Regions from separate parts of the Mus musculus genome. Here all the other regions are linked to region 2. A link is a loop called in an ENCODE intact Hi-C map of the cell type or tissue named here. Cell type or tissue: left cerebral cortex. All regions are shown on one strand. Region 1 holds the start of Gm31982 (a long non-coding RNA gene). Region 2 has its middle 120 kb from the start of Ly96. Region 3 has its middle 180 kb from the start of Gm46085.

Evidence for each region. A loop is a pair of places that touch in the nucleus more often than their neighbours do. Peaks named below come from ENCODE experiments on the same cell type or tissue, not always from the same donor. Only the 100,000 strongest peaks of a DNase experiment are listed, where the experiment ranks them.
Region 1: it touches region 2 in a loop (4-fold over the local background); 6 of 42 quality-filtered maps call a loop at or near these places.
Region 3: it touches region 2 in a loop (2.1-fold over the local background); 2 of 42 quality-filtered maps call a loop at or near these places.

Annotation. Positions count from the first base shown.
Region 1 is chr1:17,117,062-17,125,061 of GRCm38, reverse strand. It overlaps Gm31982 (a long non-coding RNA gene), which reads left to right and starts at 494. Exons shown (of 4, transcript XR_865203.2): 1 at 494-549. Gm28783 (a long non-coding RNA gene) reads right to left here and starts at 4,465. Exons shown (of 2, transcript XR_373222.2): 1 at 1,783-4,465. In left cerebral cortex, CTCF peaks have their summits at 1,441 (motif pointing right) and 4,865; DNase peaks (open chromatin) are centred at 1,432, 2,011, 4,004 and 4,826; H3K27ac peaks cover 1,207 bases.
Region 2 is chr1:16,806,122-16,814,121 of GRCm38, reverse strand. No RefSeq gene overlaps it. Among named protein-coding and RNA genes, the nearest start is that of Ly96, 120 kb to the right of the region's middle. In left cerebral cortex, no CTCF peak of the experiment used is centred here; DNase peaks (open chromatin) are centred at 2,878 and 4,209; H3K27ac peaks cover 215 bases.
Region 3 is chr1:16,913,221-16,921,220 of GRCm38, reverse strand. No RefSeq gene overlaps it. Among named protein-coding and RNA genes, the nearest start is that of Gm46085, 180 kb to the left of the region's middle. In left cerebral cortex, no CTCF peak of the experiment used is centred here; a DNase peak (open chromatin) is centred at 4,356.

The DNA of each region.
Region 1 (8,000 bases), 310 kb before region 2:
CCATGTTCCTAATTTTGCTCATCTCTTGGTCTGATGTTATTGTATCTGCTCCCTTCTCCTACAGTCTTACTATGTAGGGCGCATTTTTCATGTCGTTCTGGGCATAATCCTTTCTAAGTTCTTTAAGTTCCTGTGGGGTATACGCTCTGGTTTCCATTATCATCTCTGTGGGGCCAGCGTGTCTGGAACTCTTACCCGCATCAGAAGCCCGGAGGCTGTCACTGGTAGTTGTTGCGTCCGCCTCGACCAGCAAGGAAAACGCAACCACCAGTTCTTAATGCAGTTTATTCAGACAGCTTCTCTCTTCAACTCCCCGGAGCCTCCAGCCTCAGGTACAAGCGTTTTTTATGCGCTCAAGCCACAACCACGCCTCAACCAATCACTGCAGGTCACATCACCTCACCAGGCAGGCTTGCTCAGCCAATCAGGGATTAAGGGCGAGTCATCCACCAAATATGGGCTTGTTTACTGCCTGGCACAGATTTCTGTCAGGTGCCATCTTAGGGTGCGGCCTGGGCTGGCCAGGGAGTTCGGAATGGCTTCCCACAGGTAGTGACACACTGGTCCTGACTCTAGGGCATTTTTGAAAGGGTTGGAGTCCGTCGTTTTGTGATATTCATGGTTAGCCTTTTGACCATAAGTCAAATCGACTTATCCAAATCGACTATAGTCTTCATGAGTATACTAGGTACTCCTTTTTGTGGTGCTCTATGATAAGTTCCACCTGCTGTACTGCTGTCGATGGGACATCAGTTTTAACTTCCTTGCACTTAGTCTTATTCTTAACTATGTGGTTAGTACCCTGCCAAGCTCTTTCCACCGAGTCAGAGGCTTCTACGTCCTCTAATTTTATCTTTTTCATACCCTTGATGAGCCTTTTTAGTCTGCTCGAGATGTTTATAGCTACGTGGTACAGTGCCTTTATTGTTTTCTTTTTAAAATACCAGGTGATATTACTTCTTAGTGGATTATTCAATAATTCATTAAATAATTTATCTGCCCATCTCACTAGTCTTTTTGCCAGCCACTCCCTCATTCGACTTAGAGGCTTCTACCCTCACCCTCAGCTCTTCCTCCAACCTGGATCCCTTGGGAGCATCAGAGTTGGCTTTGAGGTGATGGGCCCAGGCTCTCCTAGCTCCTTTGGTCTACTTGTCTGCACTATTTACCTGCTCTTCCTCACTTTTTGGATCAGAGTTGGCTTCAAGGCGTCATAAGACGGGCCAGTGTCTGCTGAGTACAGACTAGGCTCCCCACTGGCTATTTGGTCTACTTGTCTGTGCCTATTTACCCACTCTTCCTCATCACCTTTCGGATCAGAGTTGCCTTGGAGACATCATAGACGTTCGACTTCACGGCCAGAGGTTCTCTGCTTCAGACTAGGAGCATAACTAAATTCTACCGCCTGGTAAATGGCCCGCAATTTAAAGCGGAGACACTAGGTGGTGGTATGCAGCTGCTAAATGGCTGTTAGCATGTCCGAATTCTAGCATGTCCGCAAATTAAAGCATGACCTAAACGACTGCTTAAGCGGCTAAGTGAAGGCTGCTAAGCAGGGTCCCAGCTATTTCCCAGCTACCGATTTATGCCAACTGTTGTGAAACTGTCGTGAATCGGGATTAATGACAAGCAAAAAGGAAGTCCCAGACTCAGAGGTTTGGTTATAACAGCTTATTTATTTATAAGTAGCAATAATCAAGTGATGAAATGGGATCACACTCCTACACACACACACACACACACACACACACACACACACACACACACACACGCTTCACTAACCTCCTGTCTGGCTGATGTTGTAGCCTGGCCCAATGATGGAGCATCAGGTAAGGTCCGAGACTTCTCCTTCTTGGATCTTGCTGGAGCTGGGTCCGCATGGAGCGGGCTTGTTCTCATTTGGTGGCAAGCGTTCCAGTGGACTCAATTCTCAGCATCTCTGTTGGCCTCCAGGATTGAGTGAGTGTGTCACAGTGCCAGACCAGGGTTTTTAAGCTAATTTTAACCAATCATAACTAAGGCGTTCACACATTACTTCACAGGGCTTCTACCTTATCATACTCACTCACACACTCTTGGCTTGGTTTCCATGGTTACATGATCATACTCACGCTCACACCATGGTGTCGGCTCAACTCTATCGTGCACTTCAGCTAGACTTTGAAACTTTTTATTTATAAAGTCTAAACTGGGCATGGTGGCATACACTTGCAACCCCAGTACTCATAAAGCAGAGGCAAGAGAATCACTACAACTCCAAGGCCAAATACAAGACCCTATCTCAAAAAAACAAAACAAAACAACAGATGTTATTTCTAAATAAATTTCAGCTATTTATACTTTTCAAAAACACACTTAAAATAATGTGAATCACTATAAAGTATTACAGTTTCTAACAAAAATAGATAACAAGGCAACAAAGAATAAAAATCCCAGGATGCTACTTATAGCTCCTTGTGAGTTCCTTTCTTCATTTTGTGCTTGGTTTAGTAGATTATTATACAAACACCCATGGTGGTTGTATTAATATTCTATAATGTCACTTATGACATGAAGATAAGAGACATCAGGAACATGGAGAAAATCTCTTTCCAATGTGTTCTACTATTGTCATAAAACTAGTAAGATCAGGGTTAGTACACATTCCCTGTGTTGTTTTGATATTAGGAGACCTATTCATAGGTGATTGCAACTGTGAATGTCTCTGAGATATGTCAGATACAATCTTGGGACAGGTGCATTCCATAGGGGTATTTAATGCCTATGTTTTACTTATTTTTTTTCATGCCTATGTTTTAAAATGTACCTTTTATTTAGTTGTTTCCTAAAGTATTTTCCTACTAATTTAAAATGTACTTGTGTATATTTTAAGTATCCTGACCTCATAACTACACAACACCAGGAATGTGCCTATGTCTTACTATTTCCCAGTAAGTGACTTAGAGACTCTTCTTGGGCACTCTTATCATTTCCCTTTTTATATTTAAGGGGATCTTTCCCGAGATGGAAGATCATTTAGTACATGCCTCTGCAATTCAAATTTAGAGTATTCGATAATACACCAGAATTTATTTTGCAAATATCTTTGGTATTCTTTTTTGTTGCTAAATAGAAGGTGGGGAGCTAAATTTGTGTCTTCACTGTCTCTAGGCATATGAGAAAGGGGCTTAAAAATTCAGAAACATAGCTTTAGAGAAAGTGCTAATGTTGTGAGCATTGCTTGATTTTGCTTCGTGAATATAAAAATAGGAAAGGAGGAGACTGTGTAGATTCTGGGCATCAAATAGTCATCTCTGTCCCTTTGGCATGAACTTCAACTCACTGGCAGGATTTTTTCTTAGCCACCTTATGTCACAAGGGCTGTTGACAGAATAAACACAGGAGCTAGTGCTATAAAAACCTGTTCCGCTCACCTTGTGGGTCTTAGTAAGATCCCACAGAGCTAAGCTAACCAGGATACCAAAATACAGAGCTGAATTTCATGATGAGTCTGTATCCAAAGCACTTTTCCTTAATTTTTAACTATGATATTTTTCAAGTCAACAACAATATTGTGATCTATAGACAAGAGATGGACATAAATAATGCTCAGCTTGTAACCGAGACACATGACAGTCCAGGGTTGAGCCTTTGCCTACTGCGGCTTTGTAAGAGAAATAGGTGTCATGTGGTCAAGGGGAGCCTGCTTCCAGAACTTCCCTGTGAAGAGAGGTTTGAGAGATCGGTGAACCACAAAGATCACACTGAGAAGGAGCTTGGCTTTCTCATTTCAGAGCAGAGCTGTTTAACAGAAAAAGAGAAGAGGTCCGATTCAGGTGATGCTTTGGTTTTGGAGGCACATGGTGAGAACTGGCTGCCTGGGTTAGCCTGAAAGCTGCAGCCTACGACTCCTGCTATGTGCAGGCTATAAAGATGCCTCGTCTTGATAATTTCAAGTAGCAGAAGAAAGTAAAGATGATAAAACCACAGCCACATATGGCCAAGCTGCGAGTGAAAGCAGAACAGTTATGAACATGGGTGCACAAGTTAAAGTAAGCAGGTCCCAGAAATAGCTGGTGCTGGCTGAGAAAGAAAGACAAGGAGCTGCCAAAGAAGAGGGCCATGTTCTTCTTGGACCTTCCAGAGCAAAGATGCTGATTCTGTTCAATCAGTGGCTGAAATCCAATGGGCTTTCTTTAAATAACTGATGACCAACAAGAGCCCTCATTTCCACCTTCTCCGTTACGTATGCACCTTGATGGCTGGGGCAGCTGTGGATAACATCAAGTTCTCAGACCAATGTGTAGGGAAGCTTTGGACTCAGCTTTCAAGAGCCCTGAGCCAGCTATCCCAAAAGTCAATTCAGCCACATAAGTAGCCGAGGATGGCCTTGTCAGACACCAATGGGAGGAAAAGCACTTAGTCCTGGGAAGACTCAGTGCCCCAATGTAGGGGAATGCCAGGGTGGGAATGCAGGAGTGGGTGGGTGGGGGAGCATTGTCATAGAAGCAGGGAGAGGGAGGTTTCCCAAGGGGAAACTAGGAAAGGGGATAACATTTGAAAAGCAAACAAATAAAACATCCATTTTTTTTTTAAAGTCAATTCAGAGTGTCCCCCTGGGGCCAGAAGGGTGCTGGAATCTCCTCTAGAGATTCTGTGGTGGGCTCTGTGCTCTGAGCTCTCTTTTCTTTGCTGAGTCACAGCTCAGAAAGCAAACATCCAAGGAGGCATCGACTTTTGTGCATGATTCTGACAAAGTCGTCTCAGCCAAGCAGGCCTGTTGGGTGTGTAAATGCGATCCGGCCTGCCTTTCCAGCCTCAGCAGCAGAACTGCATGCCCATATTTATTGCTGTTGCTATTCTAAGGGCTGGATGACGTTTTTCTCCCCTTGTGGCTGAGCACTGCCCGTTCATCTTTCACCACTCCCTCCAAGTCTACAGGGATAAACCCAGAGATACAAATAGATTCTATCAAGAGGAAAGCTAAAATGAAACATTCCTAAGCTTTTCCAGACAAATGCGCATTGTGCAATCAAATCTTTCAGTAATGCCACCCTGCTTTAGAATGTGTGCTGTTAGCACCCCACTACTACCCTAAACAAGGATTTTCAAAGAGGAGTGGAAACACAGCAAAGGGTGGAAAAACAATTCCATTGGTCATCTCAGCTTGGCTGAAGAGGAAACAACTCCATTGCTCATCATGGCAAATGTTGACTTTTGCACTGTTGGGTTCTGGGAATGTTCACATGTTGCCAGAAGGCTTCAAGATTTTCCATTCACCTATGTGCAACCTCAGTCTCTCCACTCTTCCAATGACATTCCTATGATGTGAAGGGAGCAACCAATAAGCTACAAACACCCTAATTAAGGGTACAAGGGTACAGGGTACAGGGAAATGGCTCCTGGGGAGTAACTGTATACATGTTTCCTAAATAAAAAACTTAGACACATAAATAACCAATTACAAAATGCATTGGGTGATACACCAGAGAAGAGAGATTCTGATTTAACTACTAACTGCTCTTCATTACCACCTGGAAAAATCTTTCATCACCCTTAAGCCTCCATGCTTGGACTCACCTGGTAAACCATCACAGAGAGTTAAAATGCTCCTACATATTTCTTTTACTTTTCCACAAATTCCACTTGAATTGTATATAGTGCAGTGGGTTGTTGAATTAAGAAACACAGGCTCTAGCCGGGCGTGGTGACACACACCTTTAATCCCACACTCGGGAGGCAGAGGCAGGCAGATTTCTGAGTTCGAGGCCAGCCTGGTCTACAAAGTGAGTTCCAGGACAGTCAGGGCTACACAGAGAAACCCTGTCTCAAAAAAACAAAGAAAAGAAAGAAAGAAAGAAAGAAAGAAAGAAAGAAAGAAAAGAAAAGAAAAGAAAAGAAAAGAAAAGAAAAGAAAAGAAAAGAAAAGAAAAGAAAAGAAAAGAAAAGAAAAGAAAAGAAAAGAAACACAGGCTCTGAGTTTGAATGCCCACTAGGCCACAGTCCAGTTATAGAGTCATATTAAGCCTTCACGTCTTTATTAAGTTGAAGTGATAAATAACTACTTTGTAGATTTCTTGGAAAACTATAATCAGTTGAAAAATTAAAGGCAGAAAAATAATATTTGTTTGCCTTTTCAGAGCATCAAAGTTTCTCATTATCATTTGCTTTGGATTAGATCACTCATAATTCATTCTTATCTGTCTGCTCACTCAGAACAAATGACAATACAGGTTGGTGCTATACCTAAGTGGGAGTACATTTGTCTAGCATGTATAAGAGCCTGGATTCAATACACACACACACACACACACACACACACACACACACACACACACACACCACAATACATATACTGGTAATATATATATATATATATATATATATATATATATATATATATAGTTCAATGTGTACTATCAGCAACAATTTGATTAATTCTCAGCTGCAAAGTCCATAAACTATAGAATTATTTAAACAGAAGTACTTAATAACAGGGCCTACTCTTATAGTGTGTGTGTGTGGTGTGTGTGTGTGTGTGTGTGTGTGTGTGTGTGTGTGTGTGTGTGCATGTGCATATATATATATATTATATATATATTCTTGTTTGCCATGATTTTATTATTATTTTATCCTCTTTTCAAATGTATATTTCTGTTTTGTTGCATCTCATATGTGTAGAAACTTAACTATTTTGTTTAGCATTAAGATATTGACCACGGAGGTCTGTTTCTGCTGTGATGAGAAAGCTCAATGTTGTCTAGGTAATTCAGCTACATCCACTCCATCCACTCTGAAACAAATCATTATTGGCTGGTAAATATTCAGCCACCTCTCAACTTCCAAGTTAGGAAAGAAGGTTAAGGATGGAGCTACTTCTCTGCTGATGCAGGGATATCTTTCTTCTGCCCTTCTCTCACACTGCACCACTTTATTGCCAGGCTTCTTCATACTTTGACTCTAGAACTCAGGTGACCCCAATGTACCCCTAGATACAATGAGACTTCCTTGTTAGCAAATATTCTAGTCAACATCCCTTACAATGAAGTGAAGAAAATTGTGTTGAGAAGACACAGAAGGTACACCTGCTCTGAAGGCCCAAAGCTGAATTTACAAGAAATTCTAGAACTGCAAAAAAACAGTGCACAATGGAGAAAGGATTGTAGCTAGAATGTGGAGGCCCACTACATTTGGTGTTGGTTATAAGTTGATGTTACTCTTACAGATGTACAAGAGTACATCTGAATGATTAAGACATTTCATCCTTCAAGCCCTTACCAGATCCACGGGTAAATCTGGACATTTCTATCTATATCAACTGGTCCCAAACCCCCCTAAACTGTCCTGGTAGCATATATATATATATATATATATATATATATATATATATATATATATTATATTGTCCTCTCTCATATCTCACAGTAAACACCTGCATTCCAATTTTCCAATTGAATTCCTTTAAGGACCCATATTTTTGGTTTGTTTTACCAAAGTGAAAATCTTATGAATATTAGATTTTCCCTCTTGCTTATCCTCCAAGGATAAAAATCTATTGTCAAAGGCACTCCTTTGTACATTGTCTTCTTTTCCCTCTGAAACAATGAGTACTGTTGATGGAATGGAAGAGTTATGTTAATTTAGAACATCAAAAGTCAGCTTTGTTTGACATTTTCAAATGTATAAACCTGATCAGCATACAGTGTATACTCTACCTGTTGTTCAGTTGGTTTTTTTTTTTTTTTTTTTTTTTTTTTTTGTCACAAAATACACATTTCTTTTATTGGCTGCATTCTTCAATTGAATAAAGTGTTGAGAGCTCCACGTTTTCTAAAACTTTTTAGAGAACCGTTCCTTATGTGCCTGAGATCACAGCACAGGTTTCCTATAAAATCTTTGTCAGGTATGTGTAAACTGGTGATCAACATTTTACAAACATTTGGTCAGGGACAGACCTCTCTGCCCCCTTCTAGTCTTCTATAGGCAAGAACCATAGGAACTTGTCACCTCACCCACAGTCT
Region 2 (8,000 bases):
AGTTGATCTAGCTCCAGGGTTCATGAAGAGACTTTGTTTAAAGGAAGTAGACAGTGAAAGACATACTAGTATCCTCCTCTGGCCGCCACACCCATGTACACAGGAGTGCACATACTTGCATAAACCATGCATACACTATGCACAGGTGTGGGTAGAGAAAGAAGAAGAAAGAGGAAATGAAGGAGGAGGGGGTGGAAAAGAAGAAAATGAAGAAAGATATGGTTTTAACTAAGCAAAGGCTTGAGAGAAAAACAAATGGTAGTCCAAAGGAACAAGACAGTTGGCCACCCGCTTTGATTCATTCAACAAGCATTCCCTGTTTGCCACATACCACAGTAAGTGCAAAGATACACACCCCCATGAAAATTACAACCTAGTGCAGAGAGGCTGACAGTTACAAAATGAAAATAAGTACATTGTGTAGTATCTTACTAGATGGTAAATGTCACTGAAAAATAGTAAAGCAAGGCCGGGGAGTCAGGTATGCTGGGTACCAGTGGAAATCAGTGTCAGCTAGGGCCATCAATGTGGCCATGATAAGAAGGTGGAACTGGGTAAAGGGTTGGTGTGAGGGGATTAATTCTGGGGAAGAACATTCTAGACAGACAAAATATCAGGTGTGAAGGTCCTAAAATGAAAACTTGTCTGGAATCTTAAGGAACAGCAAAGAGGCCAGTATATCTGTAGTGGCTGCATGATGGGAAAGGAAGTCAAAGAGATCACAGGTGGGGGAAAGGAACAGCTCATGTGGTCTTCTCAGCCTGCAGGCTTTACATTTATGTTGGGGTTTGAAACAGTCATTGGAGAGTTAGGATCAGAGAAATAGACTTTATTTTCCTGATGACTCTAACAGTCAAGTCTTTTGAGCTGAGGACAGAGCTCAGTGGTAGAATGTTTACCTAGCATGCATGGGGCTCTGGACTCAAAGAAGAGCCCCACAACATAGGAGGAGGAAGATGAGGACAAGGACATTGATGAGGAGGAAGAAGAACCACTGTCTGGCCTCATAGGTAGAGAACAAGGATAGAAGCTTATTATTAAAATTTCTAATGGCAATTGTAATAATCCATGATGGAAAGATAGTGAACCACACTAAGATAATAGCAATGGAGACAGCAAGAAGTCAAGACTAGAAACATGAGGGATTTTTGAAGGATGAAATGTCCATGAGGAAAAGAGGAAGTAGGGGATGTTTGGCCACATACACAGAAAACTGAAGCCATTTTTAATGAAGTTGCAAAAGAATACAAGGAATGTCAACTTGGAGAAAAGACCCAAGCTCATCTATAGGCATACATTTTTTGCAACCTACTTTTTAATAAGATTTCAACCTCTCCTGTAGAGCCTGCCATCTAGAAGAGGTAGTGGAAAAGAAAAGTTATCAGTATGTGGAGGAAGTGGACCTGTTCATCAATAGTTCTTTGGGAGTAAGCTCAATCTTCTTTCTCAGCAGTTCAGCCCTGTAGCAAACACCAAATACAACTCAGCAGCTACAGGCCAGTTCTCTAGCCAGCAGACACCAGGCACAAGCCAGCAGCTACAGGCCAGTCCTTTTGGCAGCAGACACCAGGCATGAACACCAACAATCCTGAGGTGAGGCCATACAAAGGGCAAGCTGCTGCAGGAGCTCATGAGCAGTTCTTTGGCAAGTTTTTCTTAATGATGGCATTGCCACAAGTTGTGCTCAACAATGCTAGGTAAGGTGAACCAATACATGTGTGTCTTCAGTAAATTAGAAAAGCGAGGCAGAACAAAACAAATCAATGCTCAGTGCTCATCTCCCACTGTCTGTGGAGTCAAATTTATACAAGTGTCCTTTCATGTGTTTGTTATATCAAAACATCCTTTTACCTGTGGCTTCTTCAGGAAAAGTCTTTCACATATTTTCTTTAGCAACACATCATTTCACCTGTGTGCCCCAGCAAAACAACATTTGATATAACTTTCCAAAGAAACAAGAAATTTCCACTTCACATTCATCTTTGGACATGTGATGAGACAGACACAATGGTTGACTGGATTTGAACACCAGGAGTGCTCATTACAGTCAGCCAGGAGGGGAGAGGAGATGGTCAAAGGAGGAATCAGGGAGCGATGCAGATTTACTTCAAAGGCCAAACTGCCTCCGGGATGAAAGTGAAGGTAAACCGGGAAAGCTTGTGTCTTAACAACCAAGAGGAAAAAAAAAAAAAAAGATGTTTACTGGACAAGATTGAGCTACAGCTACTGGTGGGAGGTCATAAAGGTGAAGCTGAGAGGCAAGATGTGGCAGATTCAGCCTGGCAGAGGATGGGGTTAATCTTACGGAATTTTTTTACTTGCTGGAAGGACAGAAAACTTTAGCAGTAAAGAGAAAAAAAAGAATACTGTGCCTGGCATCATATTTAGATGGCTGATCTTCTTTGTTCCCACCCACTAGAAATGACTATCATTAGCTTTAAGGGAGGAAGAGGGGGCATTGCTTTTGGCACTTAGGAGACAGATACCTGGCTGTGATGTTTCAGTGCATGCTTAAGTCTTTATGTTCTCATGATTCAACAGATTATGTTGCTAACTGACTGACTCTTTCTCAAGATCTGCCCTGAATCAAGCTTAATCTTTTAAGTTGAAGGAAATAAGTAAAGGTCACCTACTAGCAATTAGGCCATCGCTCACATGAAACCTGGACTCAATCTGTGACGTGTAAGGAATGCCTGCTACAGTCTTCTTCAGCCAATGATGCATTGATCCCGTGGTGGATTGGGATTTGTAATAGGGTGGCCTGAGCTTAGAAACAATATTGAGAAACGCACACTGTTCCTTTCCCAGTATTTAGCCCATGGAGACCAGACATCTAAGGTCATGGCCAAGTGTGTTCTTTCTGTCATCACAACCTGTCTCCTGCAAAGTCATCTCCTACCACCAATATTCCTGCCAAGTTTCCCATTTAGAACTGTCTTTCACACAGTCATATGTGAATGCCAAAGAGATGAGAAACTTAAAACCATCAGAATAGTTTCTTTTTAACTCAAAAATGGAAGGTCTGCTTTGAAAAATATTTCTCAATAGTCCCTCAACACTATCTTTCCCCAGTTTCCTGTTTCCCTGGATAAATGAAGTACATCCTAGGACAGGTATAGGTCATTATATTTAAATGGCTGACCTGTGTTGTCTCCACTCTATGGAGATGACTGTCATTATCTTTCATAACTAGAGGATAGAGAAGTTTCTGTAAAAGCCCATCTGCTCCAATCCCAGAGTTTTAAAACCAACAGAAAAGAAACTTTAACTGAACACAACTTCTGTAGCATGTTGGAAAGAGTGCTTTGCAAATAATAGTAATGATAAGAAGAAGGAGAATAATGTTCAAGGAAGATATTTCAACAACTCAAAGCATTAAGTGACTTGAATATTATTTACTTGTTAAAAGAGAACCACCTACAGGACCTCCAAGGAGACAATATCATTGTGTCATGTGAGTACTACTTAGATATTCAGGAGTTTGCTATATCATTCCCATTGGGTTTCTAAACTTAAGAGCTTTTGTTGTAAATGCTGAGCTACTTACATTACACATACACACACACACACACACACACACACACACACACAAACACACACATACACACACAGAGAGCTACATTCATGCAAGTATATATAAATAACCTTCCAACCCACACATTTATTTGCCAATACCCACACATCACCAAGAAATAGGTTTCCCAGATTTAAGAAAATAAAAATCATTGGTCTTTTCTTTCCATCTATAATAACAACTCCTGTACATGACTCAATAGACTCCACCTCAAACTGCTTTTTCATAATTATATAATTACAATTTCAGCAATATAAAATGAAAGTAAAAAGTGGTTCTTGTATCAAGTAACCTATAAAATTTATCTTTTCTCCTTGTCTGTAAAATTCATAGCAGAACAGAAACGATTAGAATCTGTGCTTTAAAAAAGATAACCAAGATTCATTTACAAAACTCAAAATACATAATATGCTTTTTAAAATATTACTTTTAGATGTTGGGTTTTTGTAGGCAACCTGCAGATGTGGGAAGGTAGCTCCTCGCAAGATCGAAACTTGAGAGGCATATATTAAGCATCTTCCTAGCCCAGGACCAGCAGATGATGAAATCTGACAGATTGGCTGGCATCATCCCTCCCCCCACCCCCATTCTGGGTGCTTGTCTCATGCAATCTGCTCCCACAGGGCTAAGCCACTGCGTTGTTCTAAAAACATCAACTATACACACACACACACACATTCCACCTCCAATCCTGGAAACTGAAGAACTCTACACTGTGGCAAAAATTTGCTCTCTGAAATTTTCCTCACTAACTTCAGATATAGATGTTACACCTGTTAAAAGGGTGCCGAATGCACATCATCCTGAAAACTTCTCCCATTACTTCCACAATGGTTAAAAAAAATACATGTTCACCAAGTATTTCTGTTGAGCACTTCCCAGGCACTGCAACAGCTACTAAAGATGTAAAATTAAGCTAAACTAGAGATTGTTTCACTTTTGTTTTTTGGTGGTTGTGAGGAGTGGATGTGGCCTCAGCCCCAAGATGGCGCTCGGGACTGTTGCCAAGTCTTATGACTAGCACATGACTTCCTCATATCCCTCAAGATAGCCACGTACCTTGAGCTGCATTGCACAGATGCACCACGATGTAAGATCTGATGATGTGACGAATGTAGTCCTGAGCCAATGAACTGTGCCTATGTGGACTGGGGTGATGGGGAGTGGGCGAGAGGGTATAAAGGGGGATGGCCTAGAGAGGTCGGAGCATCTTTTTCCTGCACATTGTTAAGTTCCTGAATAAACTGCTTTGAGAAGGACATCGGTTTCGTCACAGACGGTAGCGACAGGTGGTGGTGATGGTGGTAGTGGTGGTGGTGGTGGTGGTGGTGGTGCTGGTGGTGGTGGTGGTGGTATGTGCTCAGAATTTAGCCCAAGGCCTCATATATTCTAAGCAAGTATCTACTCACCCTCAGCTATTGGATGGATCACAGGGCCCCCAATGGAGGAGCTAGAGAAAGTACCCAAGGATCTGGGGTGATCTGCAACCCTATAGGTGGAACAACAATATAAACTAACCAGTACCCCCAGAGCTCATGTCTCTAGCTGCATATGAATCAGAAGATGGCCTAGTCTGCCATCAGTAGAAAGAGAGGCCCATTGGTCGTGCAAACTTTATATTTCTCAGTACAGGGGAACATCAAGGCCAAAAGGGGGGAGTGGGTGGGGGAGTTTGTGGGAGACTTTTGGGATAGCATTGGAAATGTAAATGAAATAAATACCTAATATAAATAAATAAATAAATAAACAAATAAACAAATAGAGTAAAGCGGTTTGAGAGCCCATTTTCTATTGCTCCTTCTTCTCCTTCTCTATCATTATCTATCTATCATCTACTATCTATCTATCTATCCTATCTATCTACCACTATTTTATCTATCATCTATCTATGTAGCTATTTATATCTCTAGCACAGGTTTTTGTGTAGTCTGTGTAGCTTGGGCTCAAATTCTGTAAGTAGCCCAGGCTGGCATCAAACTTGTTATCCTCCCACATCAGTTTCCCAAGTACTGGAATCACCAGTGTGTGCCATTTGTTCTATGACATATATGTAAGAATTAGTGTCAAGATCTTCTATCCTGGCTTTCTCAGAGACCAGTCTGAGCTGGAGAACACATGGGCTGCAGAAGCAACAGAGCTTCTTGGACAGGGTCCCTTCAGGCCTTCATCCTCAGCCAGAGGAGAGCTTGCCTACAGCGAGTACACAGACACTCGAGACTCAGGTTAGATCTCAATTGTCTATCCGGAGTCTCTCACAGACCTGTGCATGCAGGATCATGAAGGCTGCAGAAGCAACAGAGATACTTGGACAGGAGGCCTTTAGGCCTTCACCCTCAGCCAGGAGGAGGGACTGACCCTCAGTCTTCTGTGCACCTTCCCTGCCAGAGGAGAGCTTGCCTGCAGCGAGTGCTTTGACCCCTTGTACTCAAGTGATCACTCTCCCAGGAGTGCTGACAGAATCTAACAGAATCACAGGAGGAACAAGCTCCACCCAGAGATAGCTAGAACATCTAACACCAGAGATAAACAGATGGCAAAGGGCAAATGTAAGAATCTTACTAACACAAACCAAGACCACTCCACATCATCAGAACCCAGTACTCCCACCACAGCGAGTCCTGGATACACAAAACCACTAGAAAGGCAAGATTTTGATTTAAATTCATATCTCATAATGCTGGAAGAGGATTTTAAGAAGGACATTAATAACACACTTAAAGAAATACAGGAGAACACTGCTAAACAGGTAGAAGCCCTTAAAGAAGTACTAAAATCCTTTAAAGAATTACAGGAAAACACAACCAAACAGGTGATGGAATTGAACAAAACCATCCAAGATCTAAAAAGGAAAGTAGAAACAATAAAGAAACCACAAAGGGAGACAACTCTGGAAATAGAAATGCTAGGAAAGAAATCAAGAGCCATAGACGCGAGCATCACCAAAGAATACAAGAGATGGAAGAGAGAATCTCAGATGCAGAAGATTCCATAGAAAACATGGACACAACCTTCAAAGAAAATGCAAAATGCAGAAAGTTCCTAACTCAAAACATCTAGGAAATCCAGGATACAATGAGAAGACCAAATCTACGGATAATAGGAGAAGATGAGAAAGAAGATTTTCAACTTAAAGGGCCAGCAAACATCTTCAACAAAATTATAGAAGAAAACTTCCCAAACCTAAAGAAAGAGATGACCATGAACATACAAGAAGCCTATAGAACTCCAAATAGACTGGACCAGAAAAGAAATTCCACCCGACACATAATGATCAGACCAACAAATGCACTAAATAAACAGAGAATATAAAAAGCATTAAGGGGGAAAGGTCAAGTAACATATAAAGGCAGCCATATTAGAATTACACCAGACTTCTCACCAGAGACTATGAAAGCCAGAAGATACTGGACAGATGTTATACAGACCCTAAGAGAACACAAATGCCAGTCCAGGCTACTATATCCAGCAAAACTCTCGATTATCATACATGGAGAAACCAAGGTATTCCATGACAAAACCAAATTCACACAATATCTTTCCATGAATCCAGCCCTTCAAAGGATAATAAAGGGAAAACACCAACACAAGGGCAGAAACTACATCCTAGAAAAAGCAAGAAAGTAATCCTTCATAAACCTAAAAGAAGACAGCCACAAGAACAGAATCCCAACTTTAACAACAAAAATAATAGGAAACAAAACAAACAAACAAACAAAAAACAAAACAAACAAACAAACAAAATAATAGGAAGCAACAATTACTTTTCTTTAATTTCTCTTAACATCATTGGACTCAATTCCCCAATAAAAAACATAGACTAATAGACTGGCCAAACAGGATCAATAATTTGTTGCTTGCAGAAAGCCCACCTCAGGAAAAATGACAGAAGTAACTCAGAGTAAAAGCCTGGAAAACAATTTTCCAGGCAAATGATCTGAAGAAACAAGCTGGAGTAGCCATTTTAATATCGAATAAAATCGACTTCCACCCCAAAGTTATCAAAAAAGACAAGGAGGGGTACTTCATACTCATCAAAGGTAAAATCTACCAAGATGAACTCTAATCCTGAATATCTATGCAGCCACATTCATTAAAGAAACTGTAGTAAAGCTCAAAGCACACATTGCACCTCACACAATAATAGTGGGAGACTTCAACAGCCCACTCTCACCAATGGACAGATTCTGGAAAAAGAAACATGAGTTACATGGACACTAACAGAAGTTATGAAACAAATGGATATCTACAGAACATTTTATCCTAAAACAAAAGGATATACCATCTTCTCAGCACCTCATGGTACCTCCTCCAAAACTGACCATATCATTGGTCACAAAACAGGCCTCAACAGATACAAAAATATTGAAATTATCCCATGCATCCTATCTGATCACCACGTACTAAGGCTGGTCTTCAATAACAACAT
Region 3 (8,000 bases), 110 kb before region 2:
CTTTTTAAGAGTTTAATGAAAATGAAGCCACAACATACCCAAATTTATGGGACACAAGGAAGGCAGTCTGGAGGAAAACTCATAGCCCTGAGTGCCTCCAAAAAGAAATTAGAGAGAGCATACACTAGCAGCCTGAAGGCACACCTAGAAGCTCTAGAATAAAGAGAAGCAAATTCACACAAGAGGAGTAGACTGCAGGAAATAATCTAACTTAGAGCTGAAATCAACCAAGTGGAAACAAAAAGAACTATTCAAAGAATTAACCAAACCAGAAACTGGTTCTTTGAGAAAATCCAACAAGATAGATTAACCCTTAGCCAGACTAATAGAGGGCACAGGGACAGTATCCTAATTAACACAATCAGAAATGAAAAAGGAGACATACCAACAGAACCTGAGGAAATCCAAAACAACGTCAGATCCTACTACAAAAGGGTATACTCAACAAAACTGGAAAACATGAATGAAATGGACACTTCCTAGTCAGATACCAGGTACCAAAGTTAAATCAGAATCAGATTAACGCTCTAAACAGCCCCATTTCCCCAAAGAAATAGAAGCAGTCATTAATAGTCTCCTAACCAAAAAAAGCACAGGACCAGATGGGTTTAGTGCAGAGTTCTATCAGACCTTCAAAGAAGACCTAATTCCAACTCTCCTAAAACTATTCCACAAAATAGAAACAGAAGGTACTCTACCCAAATCATTCTATGAAGCCACAATTACTCTGATACCTAAACCACACAAAGATCCAACAAAGAAAGAAAACTTCAGACCAATTTCCCTTATGAATATCAATGCAAAAATACTGAATAAAATCCTTGCAAACCGAATCCAAGAACACATCCAAACAATCTTCCATTATGACCAAGTAGGCTTCATCCCAGGAATGCAGGGATAGTTTAATATATGGAAATCCAACAACATAATCTACTATATAAACAAACTCAAAGACAAATATCACATGATCTTCTCATTAGATGCTGAGAAATCGTTTGACAAAATCCAACAAGCCTTCATGATAAAACTCATGGAAAGATCAGGAATTCAAGGCCCATACCTAAACATAATAAAAGCAATATACAGCAAACCAGTAGCCAACATCAAACTAAATGAAGAGAAGCTGGAAACAATCCCACTAAAGTCGGGGACTAGACAAGGCTGCCCACTTTCTCCCTACCTATTCAATATAATATTGAAGTCCTAGCCAGAGCAATTAGACAACAAAAGGAGGTAAAGGGGTTTCAGTTACAAATTTGAAAGGAAGAAGTTGAAATATCATTATTTGCAGATGATATGATAGTATATGTACTGGCTAGTTTTGTGTCAACTTGACACAGCTGGAGTTATCACAGAAAAAGGAGCTTCAGTTGAGGAAATGCCTCCATGAGATCCAGCTGTAAGGGATTTTCTCTTAGTGATTAAGGGGGAAAGGTGCCTAGTGGGTGGGACCATCTCTGGGCTGGTAGTCTTGGTTCTATAAGAGAGCAGGCTGAGCAAGCCAGGGGAAGCAAGCCAGTAAAGAACATCCCTCCATGGCCTCTTCATCAGCTCCTGCTTCCTGACCTGCTTGAGTTCCAGTCCTGACTTCCTTGGTGATGAACAGCAATATGGAAGTGTAAGCCAAATAAACCCTTTCCTCCCCAGCTTGCTTCTTGGTCATGATGTTTGTGCAGGAATAGAAACCCTGACTAAGACAGTATATATAAGTGACCCTAAAAATTCCACCAGAGAACTCCTAAACCTGATAAACAGCTTCAGTACAGTAGCTGGATATAAAATTAACTCAAACAAATCAGTGGCCTTTCTCTACACAAAGGGTAAACAGGATGAGAAAGAAATTAGGGAAATAACACCCTTCACAATAGTCACAAATAATATGAAATATCTTGGTATGACCCTAACTAAGAAAGTGAAAGATCTGTATGTTAAGAACTTCAAGTCTCTGTAGAAAGAAATTGAAGAAGATCTCAGAAGATGGAAAAATCTCCCATGCTCATGGATTGGCAGGATTAATATAGTAAAAATGGCTATCCTGCTGAAAGCAATCTACAGATTCAATGCAATCCCCATCAAAATTCCTACTCAAGCCGGTTGTGGTGGCATAAACCTTTAATCCCATCACTCGGGAGGAAGAGGCAGTCGGATTTCTGAGTTCAAGGCCATCCTTGTCTACAAAGTGAGTTCCAGGACACCCAGGGCTATACAGAGAAACCTTATCTAAAAACAAAACAAAACAAAACAAAACAAAACAAAACAAAAAAACCAAAACCAAAAACAAACAAAAACAAAACAAAAAGAATCAAAGACATGTATCTCAGTTGTTATGCTCCTAAATCCTCCAAAGACCCATGTGACTTTATTAGTGGGAGGTCTATCACCATCTTGGCGATTCCTTCTCCTCAGTATCTAAGAACCTCAGAGATTCACTTAATCCAGAGGAAACTCAGGCTCGAAGTGAGAAATACAGTTGCTTTGAGTATTCTGCCTCAACCTTATCACCTGGGGTTGCTATTAAGCATCAGTCCTGTGTAGATCTAACGCTCACAGTCAGTTACACTTGCATCAACAGTGGTGTCCACCCTATCTTGCTTCAGGCTGATACACTAAGGTACAGTTCTCTCAAGACAAAATCAAGATAACAAGATTCTAGCCTGAGCCATACATTGTACCCTGGCCCTCTACTAAAATTCTTTTAAGCTTTAGGGAAGTCAATGCAGAAATGTCTATGTTTCAAGAGGTCTGTAGAGGGGCTTTAGTAAGCCAAACAGATGTTCTATTAGATTCTCTAAAACCACCTTATAGGAGGCATCCGAGACTTATGCCTTATGCCCCTATTCTTATGAGACAGGTGCCATGTCTCTTCTCTGCCCTTTCCTCTGCCTAGCAATTCGTTACCTCTGCTCATCACTGGCTGTGAGCAGTGAGAGGCACCTGCTAGAAATGAGATGTGGTAGGTGACTGCCACCATCTCATCCCTTCCATGTGGCCATGGCTTCTCACACTTCCCATCTGTGGGAACCACCATTGTTGGTTTCCCTAATCCTTCCCACACTTCTGAATGTGCACCTTTACAAAGCTAACTTTGCATTTCCAGGCAGTTCCTTTGGTGGCATCTCTTTCCTACTGAAAACATAACTAATGCATCAGCTTTCTTAAAGTGGTCTGATTTATTTAAGCAAACTTCACTTCTGGCTACTGAAATTTGATATGCACAATGTTCTCCCATGGCCTAACTCAAGAGGACTGGAAATCATAGACATAGTCCATGGCTGGAAGTTTAAAATAACCACTTTACTAATACAAATACAGTATTAAATAATACTAATAAAAGGTTTCCTCTATAGAGCCCCATAAGCAAATTCTTTCTTCAGCAACACTCAGTGGAGCTGGGCGAATGGCAAGTTGATTGTGACTAATTTGGTCTTTTAGTAATTGGTAGTTGGTGAAGTGATTTGACAAGTTGTTTAGCTAATTGACCTGTTTCTTTTGTTGTCGTTAAGGTTTATTTGTCTTATGTGTAGGAATGTTTTGCCTGCATGTATATAATTATACTGCCTGTGTGTATATATAATTATACTGCCTGTGTGTGTGTGGTGGTCACAGCAAAAAAAAACCAAGGGCAATAGATCCCCTAGAACTGGAGTTACAGACAAGTGTAGTGCTAGAAACTGAGACTAGTCCTCTGGAAGTGCATCTAGTGTTTGTATTTGCTGAGCCCTCTATCCAGCCTACATTATTAGCCTGTTTCTACACACAACAACCCTGACTAGACCCTGAACCCAACGTGTTTCCTTGTGTTGGTTTTGAAGCCTCGTGTTTCCCAGAACACTCTAAGATCACTTGAGAATAGGAATCTCTTGCTACTTCTCTTTATATTTTCCTACTTCTGTTCAAGGGCTGGATGCAGTATTTTTCATAATAATAACTCAATAAATGTTTGTGGAAGTGAGTGAACAATAATCCACAGTGAAAGATTGTGCGCGCGCGCATACACACACACACACACACACACACACATTTAATCATAGACTTATGGGCAGGTCAATAGCTGAAAAGATTTTCTTACTATGGCATTCCAACTATTCCTAATAAAGCCTTTCAAAAATACTAGTAATTTCCTAAATGATGCCCAACATGTACCTATTCTCGAATAAAATTTCCAAACTCTACAGGCTATTTTAACTGTTCCCTCCACAAAAATCTCTTGAAATTTAAAACTCAGACTGAAGGCTGACCAGGATCCAAACATGAAAATGGTGGCTCTGTCTTTGATTTCTAAATTAGGACCAGAGAAATTACTCTCCCAGCAGTATTTTTAGCAGTGTGAGGGAAGGAGCTCCCTGTACAGTTTCTTGGCAGGCTCACAGTCTGTCACTCCTGAGCCTGTTCTGTGAATCCTTCCAGCTTCCCCACCAGTCAGCATCTTCACTCCTGCCTGTGGACTATGGAGCTCATCAGCACTCTTTTGCCCAAGTTGAGACATTTAAAACATCAGAATTCAGCAGGACATGGTGACACACACCTTTAATCTCAGCACTGGGGAGACAGAGGCAGGCATGTCTCTATGAGTTTGAGGCCAAGCTGGTCTATATATGAGTTCTAGGCCTACAAGGCCTACATAGAGAAACCCTATCTCAAACAAAATCAGCAGAGTTCAGTGGGGGAAAAACATAATCTACTGGAACTCAGTATATATTCCAGGAATAGTGTTGTAAAAAGGACCAACTCATGTTTGTGCATTCTTTGTATCTAATCAACTGCTTGAAAAAACAGATACAATGTACTCCTTCTATGGATGAGGAAATAGGATACCTAAAATATACCCAATATCCCACTACGGGTTAACTAGAAACAACACACTTAATCCATCTAGTACTCTACTGCATATGCCTCTCATTTATTCTCACAAGAAACCCAAAATATAAACTATAAACTGTCCCAATTCTGTAAAATTAAGAATGGAGCAGAACCTCTGGATTTGCACGGCAGGAAGAGCTTGATGATTAGCAAAGCCAGTATCGGGGAGAGGACATGTCTACTGGACCCCAAACTTAAGCAACAGGGTGAGAGAGAAGGCTATTCCTCTGCAGTACAGGCCAGGACACCCTGGTGAGAGTGTCAAAATAGTGACACCCTGCTAAGTTTTCCCAAGACAATGCCATCATTGAAAGACAAGCTGCTGGGAACTGCTGAAGTCCTTTGACACTATCATAATGACACTAGCTTTGAAGTCCCCAAACAATCAACTTTAAAAAAAATTATTAGATATTTTCTTTATTTACATTTCAAATGTTATCCCCTTTCCTAGTTTCCCCTCCAAAAATGCCCTATCTCCTCCCACCGCCCCCTGCTCCCCAATCCACCCACTCCCATTCCCAGTCCTGGCATTTCCCTACACTGGGAGCCTTCACAGGAATAAGGGCCTCTGCTCCCCTAGAGCCACAAGTTAGTTCCACCATGTGTTTTCTAACAATCAAATTTTAAGAAAATTTCACATGCTCAAGATATAATTTTAAGTAACACATTGTTTTTAAATTTAAAAAAATTAGAAACATTGTCTATTGCCCTAGCTCTCCCAGCATATGAAGAACAAGCTGAAAGAAGGTATTCTGCTACATTCAGACGTGGCACCTGTTTTAAAATCAACTCTTTTTTTTTTTTTCCATTTTTTATTAGGTATTTCGCTCATTTACATTTGCAATGCTATACCAAAAGTCCCCCATAGCCACCCACCCCCTCTCCCCTACCCACCCGATCCCCTTTTATGGCCCTGGCGTTCCCCTGTACTGGGGCATATAAAGTTTGCGTGTCCAATGGGCCTCTCTTTCCAGTGATGGCCGACTAGGCCATCTTTTGATGCATATGCAGCTAGAGTCAAGAGCTCCGGGGTACTGGTTAGTTCATAATGTTGTTCCACCTATAGGGTTGCAGATCCCTTTAGCTTCTTTGGTACTTTCTCTAGCTCCTTCATTGGGGGCCATGTGATCCATCCAATAGCCGACTGTGAGCATCCACTTCTATGTTTGCTAGGCCCAGGCATACTCTGACAAGAGACAGCTATATCAGGGTCCTTTCAGCATAATCTTGCTAGTGTATGCAATGGTGTCAGCATTTGGAAGCTGATTATGGGATGGATCCCCGGATATGGTAGTGTCTACATGGTCCATCCTTTTATCTCAGCTCCAAACTTTGTCTCTGTAACTCCTTCCAAGGGTGTTTTGTTCCCACTTCTAAGGAGGGGCATAGTGTTCACACTTCAGTCTTCATTTTTCTTGAGTTTCATGTGTTTAGGAAATTGTATCTTATATCTTGGGTATCTTAGGTTTTGGGCTAATATCCACTTATCAGTGAGTACATATTGTGTGAGTTCCTTTGTGAATGTGTTACCTCACTCAGGATGATGCCCTCCAGGTCCATCCATTTGGCTAGGAATTTCATAAATTCATTCTTTTTAATAGCTGAGTAGTACTCCATTGTGTAGATGTACCACATTTTCTGTATCCATTCCTCTGTTGAGGGGCATCTGGGTTCCTTCCAGCTTCTGGCTATTATAAATAAGGCTGCTATGAACATAGTGGAGCATGTGTCCTTCTTACCAGTTGGGGCATCTTCTGGATATATGCCCAGGAGAGGTATTGCTGGATCCTCCGGTAGTACTATATCCAGTTTTCTGAGGAACCGCCAGGCTGATTTCCATAGTGGTTGTACAAGCCTGCAATCCCACCAACAATGGAGGAGTGTTCCTCTTTCTCCACATCCACGCCAGCATCTGCTGTCACCTGAATTTTTGATCTTAGCCATTCTGACTGGTGTGAGGTGGAATCTCAGGGTTGTTTTGATTTGCATTTCCCTGATGATTAAGGATGTTGAGCATTTTTTCAGGTGCTTCTCTGCCATTCGGTATTCCTCAGGTGAGAATTCTTTGTTCAGTTCTGAGCCCCATTTTTTAATGGGGTTATTTGATTTTCTGAAGTCCACCTTCTTGAGTTCTTTATATATGTTGGATATTAGTCCCCTATCTGATTTAGGATAGGTAAAGATCCTTTCCCAATCTGTTGGTGGTCTTTTTGTCTTATTGACGGTGTCTTTTGCCTTGCAGAAACTTTGGAGTTTCATTAGGTCCCATTTGTCAATTCTCGATCTTACAGAGCAAGCCATTGCTGTTCTGTTCAGGAATTTTTCCCCTGTACCCATATCTTCAAGGCTTTTCCCCACTTTCTCCTCTATAAGTTTCAGTGTCTCTGGTTTTATGTGAAGTTCCTTGATCCACTTAGATTTGACCTTAGTACAAGGAGATAAGTATGGATCGATTCGCATTCTTCTACATGATAACAACCAGTTGTGCCAGCACCAATTGTTGAAAATGCTGTCTTTCTTCCACTGGATGGTTTTAGCTCCCTTGTCGAAGATCAAGTGACCATAGGTGTGTGGGTTCATTTCTGGGTCTTCAATTCTATTCCATTGGTCTACTTGTCTGTCTCTATACCAGTACCATGCAGTTTTTATCACAATTGCCCTGTAGTAAAGCTTTAGGTCAGGCATGGTGATTCCACCAGAGGTTCTTTTATCCTTGAGAAGAGTTTTTGCTATCCTAGGTTTTTTGTTATTCCAGATGAATTTGCAAATTGCTCCTTCTAATTCGTTGAAGAATTGAGTTGGAATTTTGATGGGGATTGCATTAAATCTGTAGATTGCTTTTGGCAAGATAGCCATTTTTACAATGTTGATCCTGCCAATCCATGAGCATGGGAGATCTTTCCATCTTCTGAGATCTTCTTTAATTTCTTTCTTCAGAGACTTGAAGTTTTTATCATACAGATCTTTTACTTCCTTAGTTAGAGTCACGCCGAGATATTTTATATTATTTGTGACTATTGAGAAGGGTGTTGTTTCCCTAATTTCTTTCTCAGCCTGTTTATTCTTTGTGTAGAGAAAGGCCATTGACTTGTTTGAGTTAATTTTATATCCAGCTACTTCACCAAAGCTGTTTATCAGGT